Regions from separate parts of the Mus musculus genome. Here region 2 is linked to region 1. The links are chromatin contacts, found by Hi-C in ENCODE. All regions are on one chromosome and are shown on one strand. Each heading gives the region's core, a stretch centred on a gene start or an enhancer-like site at or near the end of the contact. The rest is flanking DNA. Distances are from core to core; before and after follow the strand shown. Region 1 holds the start of Sphkap (SPHK1 interactor, AKAP domain containing). Region 2 has its middle 140 kb from the start of Sphkap.

What was found. A loop is a pair of places that touch in the nucleus more often than their neighbours do.
Region 2: a map of left cerebral cortex shows a loop between it and region 1 (4-fold over the local background). The contact joins the enhancer-like site here to the promoter of Sphkap in region 1. A Hi-C loop is called at or near these places in 3 of 37 maps with a recorded cell type or tissue (all left cerebral cortex).

What each region holds. Positions count from the first base shown.
Region 1 is chr1:83,405,717-83,410,034 of GRCm38, reverse strand. Sphkap (SPHK1 interactor, AKAP domain containing) reads left to right here and starts at 1,835. Exons shown (of 12, transcript NM_001356547.1): 1 at 1,835-2,055. The coding sequence starts at 2,028.
Region 2 is chr1:83,549,170-83,553,487 of GRCm38, reverse strand. No RefSeq gene overlaps it. Among named protein-coding and RNA genes, the nearest start is that of Sphkap, 140 kb to the right of the region's middle. Within about 2 kb of position 2,051, at least 1 of the 3 ENCODE cell types and tissues checked has a DNase peak (open chromatin) inside an H3K27ac peak, as active enhancers do; it is left cerebral cortex, where a contact is called at or near this core.

The DNA of each region.
Region 1 (4,318 bases), core at 586-3,085:
TGTTCTTGATTTTGCTTCTTCTTTTTTTTTTCCCCATTATGTGATTTCAATTATTTTAAATTTGCATACTGAGTTTGGCTTTCTGCCCCAGGATATTGTTCCAAATCTGAGGATACTCAGGCAAACCTGACCTGCCTTTTCAAATCATTTTACCAAACATTAGATGTCCTCACAGATGTGGAAATTGCTGATACAAGAGACCAACTCTACTTTTATAATACCTGTTTATAAAAATGTGAAGGATTGTTTTAACATCTCTGTCATGTCAGTTCAGGGTTCCTACTAATTGCTTTGTGTGTTTTTATTAGTTATTAGCCTGATACATAATGTCCTCACAAACCTGATGACTTAGGATAATATGTCTGAAGCCTGAGTCTTACTTAATTGCTTTAGCTAGCTTCTTGCAGGTCAAAGCAGGCAGGACAATGCTGCTCTATTACTGCCAGTACATTAGCTTATTAGGCTCCCAGATTACTTCTGAAGGGATAGTGGTCCACACCTCAGCCTTGCTAGGTAGTTCCTTTCTGGTCTAACTGATAGCTCTGTGGCTATGTCTCCAAAGATGTGCACCAAGGCTGCTACATGACCTCATTACTTCTGAGCTTTAGGCCTCCTCTAAATTGCCACCAAGGTTCTCTAAGGGCTATACAGAGCTCAAAATCTCCCCACCTTCTTTGCTCTCATAACATCTATCTGGGTGGTATTGTGGCTGGTTAGGAGAACCCTCTATTGGTGCCAATTTGTGGAGATGTCAATTGCTTCTTCCTGGAAGGGATGAAAGTCCTGATCCATGCTTAGTCTTTCTTGCACAATTGACCCTACGAGTGACTTGCATCCTTCCAGCTCAGGACACTGGAATATGAACTTCCCCCATAGCCTTTGGTGTTACAGTTTAGAGTGGGATTTTCTCCTCTAACATTCAGCCATCATGAAGCAGGTATCTGTGCATTTTCTGCCTGTCTAGGCTGTTTCTGTCATTTGGCTAGAGACCCCCACTACATTCTTTGCATGGTCAGGCCCCTAGTTGTTCTCCTTGCTTCTGCCAGAATTTTTCTATATACAATTCATAATATGGAGAGTCCTAGTTAGACTTGCAAGAAGCAAAAGGGGAAATTTTATTTATCTCATCTTCCCATTCCTGGAAGTCTCAGGGTATTCATTTTTAGTTTGCTTTTCAATTCAAAAAGAAAGGGCACAAGGTTCCATGCCCTCTTTTTAACAGAGAGTTGCTATCATCAGTGTCTTGATTTCTTTCTTTAAAAAAAAAGTCTGTTTCTGCTCAAAGAGATGCTGAGCAGACAATAGAGCATCAGTAAATCTTGCCTTCGGTTCTGAAAGCTGCCTCAGAAGGATGGCCACTGTCGCGAGTTTTTGAAACTTTTATCTCCTCATAGGGTCAAACAGGTGAGAGATGATGGTGTCCCATTTAAGGAAAATGAGTTACATGGAGACAGGAGAGAGTTAAAACAGGACAGAGGCTTAGAAGAAAGCAAAGGAGCTGGATACATTGACACAAGTGACCACGCCTGCACCTCCTGTTTTGTTGTAGAGGACAAATAGAGGGTCTTCAAGGGGATGTGTGTGCCACCAGTAGGGGCAGCGGGAAGCCAGAACTGCCAGAAGTGAGCCTGTAAATGCAGCCAAGTGGATGAACAACTTCAGGGCTGAGACTTGGTGTTCACCAGAGAAAGCAAGGGGCGGGACTGGACTAAGGGGAGGGGAGTGAGCAGGGAGCAACAGCGAAAGGCACAGAAGGCAGTCAGTCCCCCGAGACCTGGGAGGGAGGCGGGAATTAGGCTGAAGGGTCAAGTCCAGCCAGCAGTTTTCAAGATCTGAGCAGACCACAGGAGGCGCCACCAGGACATCTCTGCAGCGCTTGGTGGCCAGGGAGGAGCGAGCATCAATCTCCGCTGCGGGTCTCAGTCACTGCTGCTCCAGCCTGCACGTCTCTGTCCTCGCGCAGGGCGCTCAGGCTTCTTAGCCTTCGCCTGCGCTGTCAGCTTTTCTCTGCCTGCGGTCAACCATGGATGTCAACTCCCGGCTTTCTGTGCAAAGGTAAGACTCGCTTCTCCATATGCCTAATGTGATGTCTCTCAAACTCCGCTGGGCACTAGAGATCATAGGCAAAGTTGCTTTCCACCCTTTGCTCTCCTTAGAGATTCCCACGGAGAAGTCAAGTTCCTGCACGACTGATCCTTGGGATCGGCCCTTGAGAGGTGGGGGTGAGGGGTGGGGGCTTCAATTCTGTTAGCTACCCCACTGGGCGCCCGGCTGGGTGGGGCCTGTGTGCTGGAGCCAGGTGCCTGCCTCTAAGGCTGGGGGAGGGGGGGCTGGGGGCGGGTAGTGGTGGTGAGGTCTCCTCTGCCAGGCGAGGTATCTGGGGAATCGGGCTTTTAGTGTTATATTACCTGGAGCAGTTTTGCGCCTTGACTTGGAATGCGTTCCAAGGTGGAGAACAGAGACCTGAGGGATCAAGACCAAAGCTGATTTACCTCCAGTTCTGTTGACCTTAACCTGGGTTAGTGTTTGGGGCTTTGGAGTGAGCTACAAGGTCTTGTAGGCTTGGGGAGGGGGAGATCTCTTAGATCTCTCACTGGCACTAACCTGAGCCCACCTGTAATCCTGGGCAGAGGAGACCTCTTTGGTCCTTTAGCATCTCTGAAGCGCTAGTTCCACCTAGTGTCTGAGTCCCTTCCCCAGACCGGTAAGTCCAGCCACCTGAAAGACGTGGTTACAATGTTTTGTTGTTTGGTCTTGTGTTTCCTCTCTCTTTCCTCCTGTTCTGCTCTACTCCGGACCCAGCTGGAGAATTCAGTACTCTATGACTTTTGTTCTTCTCCCTAAAAAATATCCGGGTTGAACCGAGTCTATCTCTCAGGTGCCCAACTGAGCAGGTAGCTTTGAGCCCTTTGTGCTCTCTGCCCAGCAGGAAACTGAGCATTCGCAGTTCACACCTAGAGCTCCTAGTACTGTTGAATGCTGCAGCCTGGGCTGCCATGCTGAGATCCCACAGGCCCACCTTTCAACTCCACCGAGGCTCAGGGCTAATCTTTTAGGCTCTTACTTCTTATCTCCCCACCCCAACTCACCCCACCCCAACCAACCCCAAAAAACTAAGGTAGTTTTCAGCTGACACTGTCAAGCACTGAAATAAACAAGTTGAGCTAGAATTCTTGGGTTGCATAGGAACATAGGAAGACCCAATACTCACAGGCTAAGGCTCACAGACAGTAGCCAAGATAGAGGGAGAGCTGGGATAAGGCTGGGGGTACAGCAGGTTACATATTGCCTTTCAAAGGATCAGAGCCTTCCATCTATATCTGCAAGTGTTCGTGTTGTGTGATAGAACTAGTCTCCCCAGCGTCCCATCCATCACCCACCTCTGTAAATCTAGCAAAGGACTTTGAGGTTTCTATACAATGCCTGGAGCCTAAGTGAGGCTCTAGCTCTCTGGCTCAAATGGGAACAGATGAACACTGAGTCTCTCTATTTCAGCCTCATGTCTGGAAAAGCAAGTATAGAGCTATGGGAGGGAAGATTTTAAAAGCCTTAAAATTAACCATTGTTGTCGATGTAGGTAAAAGTTCAACAACGTTTTAAAAGTTGAGCTAGAGGTTTGCTGTTTACTGTCTGGAGAAATGCTTCTTTGAATTGAAGTGTTCAGGGCTAAGGATACAGCTCATTTATAAAGCTCCATCCAGCCTTGCATACATGAGGCCCTAAGTCCCATCTTCAGTTTCTACCCCCATTCCTACAAACTGAAATGGTGAACTAAGTAGTCCCCCAATTCCAAAAAATAAAAATTAAAAATTAAAAAAATCTTTTTAAAAGGTGTTTTTCATAACGAATTGTTTACTTTAAAGCTATCTTTTCAGATCGTCAGGAGTGTGGCTCAATCCTGACTCAATTTCCATCTAATCCTGGAACATTTCCTAAAGGATTAGAAATAAAGCATTCCGATAACTTACTGAGATCTTTTATGGGGTGGCGACAGAGGTGGCTTTATAAAGAGCAAGCAAACTAATTGAAGGCCCACATCTGAATCTTGATAGCATATCTCCAGAAATAAACCTTCTGACTATTACCACTTACTTACCAAGAAACATCGCCTCTCCCCTAAGTCAGAATAATAGTCTCATCTCTTGGAGCATCTTTGTTCATTTCTTTGCTTTAGTGCAGGTAAGAATCCCAATTTCTCTCTCATCAGATCTCATGAGAGGCCATGGGAATTAACTTTCCACATATATGTGAAAGCAGAATTAGAATTTGAACTGATACCTGTATGCCTTGTATTAATCACTAGACTTATTTAGGCAAG
Region 2 (4,318 bases), core at 802-3,301, 140 kb before region 1:
CCTCATTTATAATGAATGCATGGCATGATTATACATTTGTAGTACTTGACATTTCACCATGATTTGTAACCTTATGAGCATTTACATATATAAACTGGTACTGACTGGAGTAATCTTTGAATGCCTGATTGTTTATTAGTTATGATGGCAGCTTGGACTTCAAGTTTAATTCAAATATAATTCTGCCCCTAGCCTATGCAAACCTTACCAAGCTACGCAGCTTCATTAAACCTTATCTTTGGATCAATGAATTACAGTATTAAATCAAGAAGACAGTGCTAACTACTACATCATGTAAGATACATGAGAAATGAGCTTGGTCAAATGTTTTTAAGTGACATGGAGTTGCTAACAGAGGAGAGACAAATGCTGATGGGATATTCACAACATTTTTCATTATATTGCAACTTAAAGCAAAATGTACCAGGATACAATCCACAGAAATCAAGAAGGTTAACAAGCTAAAGAGGACACCTCAATTCCACTTGGGAGGAGAAGAAAGAAATTACAGAAAGGGGGGAGGGACAGTCTAGGTGGGAAAGGGAAGAGGAAGGGAAAGAGGGAAACATGATCAGTATTGGGCAGGAGGAACAGGACTAAAGCTCTGAGGGCCAGGAGAAAGAATGAAAACAGGCAACCTCAGGAGGTAGGAGGTAGGGGGAGCCCCTAGAATGTACCAGAGACCTGGGAGGTGAGAGACTCTCAGGACTCAAAGGGAGGGACCTTAGATGAAATGCCCTACAGTGGGGAGAGAGAACTTGTAGAGTCCACCTCCAGTAGAAAGACAGAGCATCAAGCGGAGGGTCGGGGTTGCCATCACACAGTCAAACACTCTGATTCAGAATTGTTTCTGTCTGAAAGAACTGCAGGGACAAAAATGGAGAAAAGCCTGAGGGAAAGGAGGTCCAGCGACATGTCCAAATTGGAATTCAGCTCAAGGGGAGGTCCCAAGGCCTAACATTATTACTGAGGCTATGGAGTGCTCACAAAAAGGGCTCTATCATGACTGCCCTCCAAAAGATCCAACAAGCAGCTGAAAGAGACAAATATTTACACCCAACCAATGGACAGAGCTGCTGAGCCCTGTGGCTGACTTAGGGAAAAGTTGGAAGAAGCTAAGGAGGAGGGTGACCCTATGAAAAGACCAGCTGTCTCAACTAATCTGGACCCCTGAGGTCTCTCAGACACTGAGCCAACCAGGTAGCACACACCAGCTGATATGAGACCCCCAACAAGTATACAGCAGAGGACTGCCAGGTCTGGACTCAGTCAGAAAAGATGCACCTAACCCTCAAGAGACTGGAGTCCCCAGGGAGTGGGTAGGTCTGTTGGGGTGCAGGTCGGGGTGGAGACATCCTCATAGAGATGGGGTTGGGGGTTATGGGATGTGGAAGAGTCAGCAAGTGGACCAGGATAGCAGATAAAGTCTGGAATGTAAAAAGATTAAATTTTAAAACATATTTTTTAAAAAAAGCAAAATACAAAGAAGGGAAAGTTTTCTGATATTATACCTTGCCTTCAATAACAAATATCCTATCTTTTATGCTATAACTTAAACACAGTCACTCATAACTTTCCTCCCTGTACAAGGAAAACATAATGTTTGTCACATGAAACTTCACTTCTTTTCCAACACTGTACTCTGCCAGGGACACACCCACATACCATATGCCCAAGAGAACACTCTCTTCTACATGCTGCACCTAAATCCTCCCTCTAGGGAAATCCTCTTACTTCTAGGGCTGATATGTGCAAAGAAATATTCTGTTGTTCATTAGTTATCATTTAACAGACTAGCAGAGTAGAAGGACACATCCATATCTACTCTCTTTGATAAAGTAGGAAGACAACTCTTTTAGGCTTTGTTGTTGTTGATGATGATGATGATTTTTTAGTATCTTTCACAAACAGTACCATATATACAGATTCATTAGCCAGATTTTAAGTAAGTGTGTTTAAGGCAAGATGGTCATATGCCATTAAGGTATATTTGGAGAGAAGAAGAAATGACATCTGCCAATCCTAAGCAAGAGTCACTTTTATAAAGCCAGCTTACTCATCAGTCAGTGGCATGGATCCCAGTTAAACCTTTCAGTTCATCTCTTACAGCTTTCTCGGTCCCTCTGACCCCCTTTCACTGTATAGAAACCTGTGCAAATCCTTTTCTTGCAGGTCTTTCTGAATCTCCAGTATTTCTGTCTGCAACACTCTTTCCTCAGTATCTGTAACAGCACTACAGCTCCTCCATCAGTGTTTAGTTCAAATTTTTATAACCCCCAAATACAAAGTACATGACTCATCAAAATCTAGAAATCTTACTGTACCACAGTAAATTAATGGACCTTGAGTGTGTTACATACTGCATGCCCCCTTGCATTTCTGTGGGTAAATAAATCTGCCTATATATACATCCATTGAAATATCTGTACTGTACAGAGATATATACATGCATACAAATATAATATAAAATATGTACTATTGACATCAATATTAAATCCTATCTTTAAATTAATTCTAATTTATTTCCCTCATAGCAGAGACCATTAGGGAGAAAGTTATAAAATTGCCTTATATGTTGGCTTCTGTTTTTCACATAATTAGAGTGGTTTGTTTTGTCAAGGCATATTGTTTCTAAATAACATATAAGTTGCATTTTTATAAGCAGATTCTATTGCCCAAGTGTATATATTCAGTAATTTAAAAATGAAATATATCACAAGTAAGATTTGTGATGTTTACTAATAACCATGATACATACAGTTCTTATATGAAGAAAACAATGTCAAAGGGACATGTCCTACCAGGATGGTCATTATTGTAGTGCTTAAGGTTCATAGTCAGGTGATGCTGATTCTTATTTTTCTCCTCTGGGAGTATACACAGCAGTTTCCAATAGTGTGAGAGCTACCTTATGTGGCCCAAACTCCCAGGTCAGTACCAGAGTGATTGTTCCATGATTTGTGACTGAAGTAAGTGGTGTCTTCATTATCAGCAAACTCCAAATACAACTAAAACAAAATGTCTAGAGCAATCTACAGAAGATAATGACCAGAGGTGAGTTATACTGTGCTCTGTCCTTTTCATATAACCCTGAAAATGACTGAAGCAAATCTGCTATTATATTAGGATAATACCCCCCCCCACACACACACACAAACACTTTGTGGATAAACTGTATAGGCATAAATTTCCTGCAACCTACTTTTAATAAGGGTTCAACCTCTCCTCTATCCCACCACCCAGCAGAGGTAGTAGAAGAAAAGAGTTATTAGGATATGGGGAAACTGGACCTGTTCAGCCATAATTCTTTTGGGGTAAGCTTAATCTTCTTTGGCAGCAATTCAGTCCTGTAGCAAACATCAAATATGACTCGGCAGCTGCAGAGTAGTCCTCTAGTCGGGCAGACACCAGGTACTAGCCAGCAGTTTCAGTCCAGTCATTTTGGTAGGCAGACATCAGGCACAGACCAGCAGCATTAGTTCAATCCTGAGGAAACCACCAGGTTCACCAACCACCCTGAGATGAGTCTGTGGCAAGCTTCAGTTCTTGGGTAAGTTTCTCTCAATGGCGGCATTACCACCAGTTGAGTCCAAAAGTGCAATGTAAGGTGAACCAATACATACATATTTTTAGATAAGAATATCGAGGAAGAGCAAACCACTGTCTGTGGGGTCATATTTATATTTCTTCATCCCTGGTCCTGTCACACATTTGCTATATCAAAACATCCTTTCACCTGTGCCAGCTTCAGGAAAACATTCTTTCCTGTGTCTGCTTTTGCAAGACATTCTTTCACCTGTGTGCCCAGCAAAACATCATTTGCCATAACTAACTTTCCAAAGAAACTGGAGGTTTCTACTTCAGAACTGTACTCATCTACCCTTTTGCAGTTTGGTCATGTGAACGGTGGTTTTGATATTGGATTGTTAGAGGAGACAATGTGTGCCGTGGCTTTCCTATGGTTTCTTACTCTCTTAATTGTCTACCTCTTGCCATGAGAGCAACATGTCCAATGTTTATGCACTTATCCTTTGGGTTGAGAGAGATAACAGACACATTGAGCTATCCCAGATGACCCTAAACATAGTTTTAGTTCAACCTAGACTGTCCAGTTTTCAGATTGCATACAGACATCACAGTGAGAAATTGTGTCTGATAACATTTTGGAGGTCATCTGCTAAAGGGGATGACTATTATAATGATTCAAAGTGCTATAGCTAAATTGTCTTGCAGCAAGTGCTTATGATCTGTTGTCCTGTGAAGATTATATGAGCTTCTGTTTCCAGAAAGGCTACTCTGTGTCTTGGGATACAGGGAG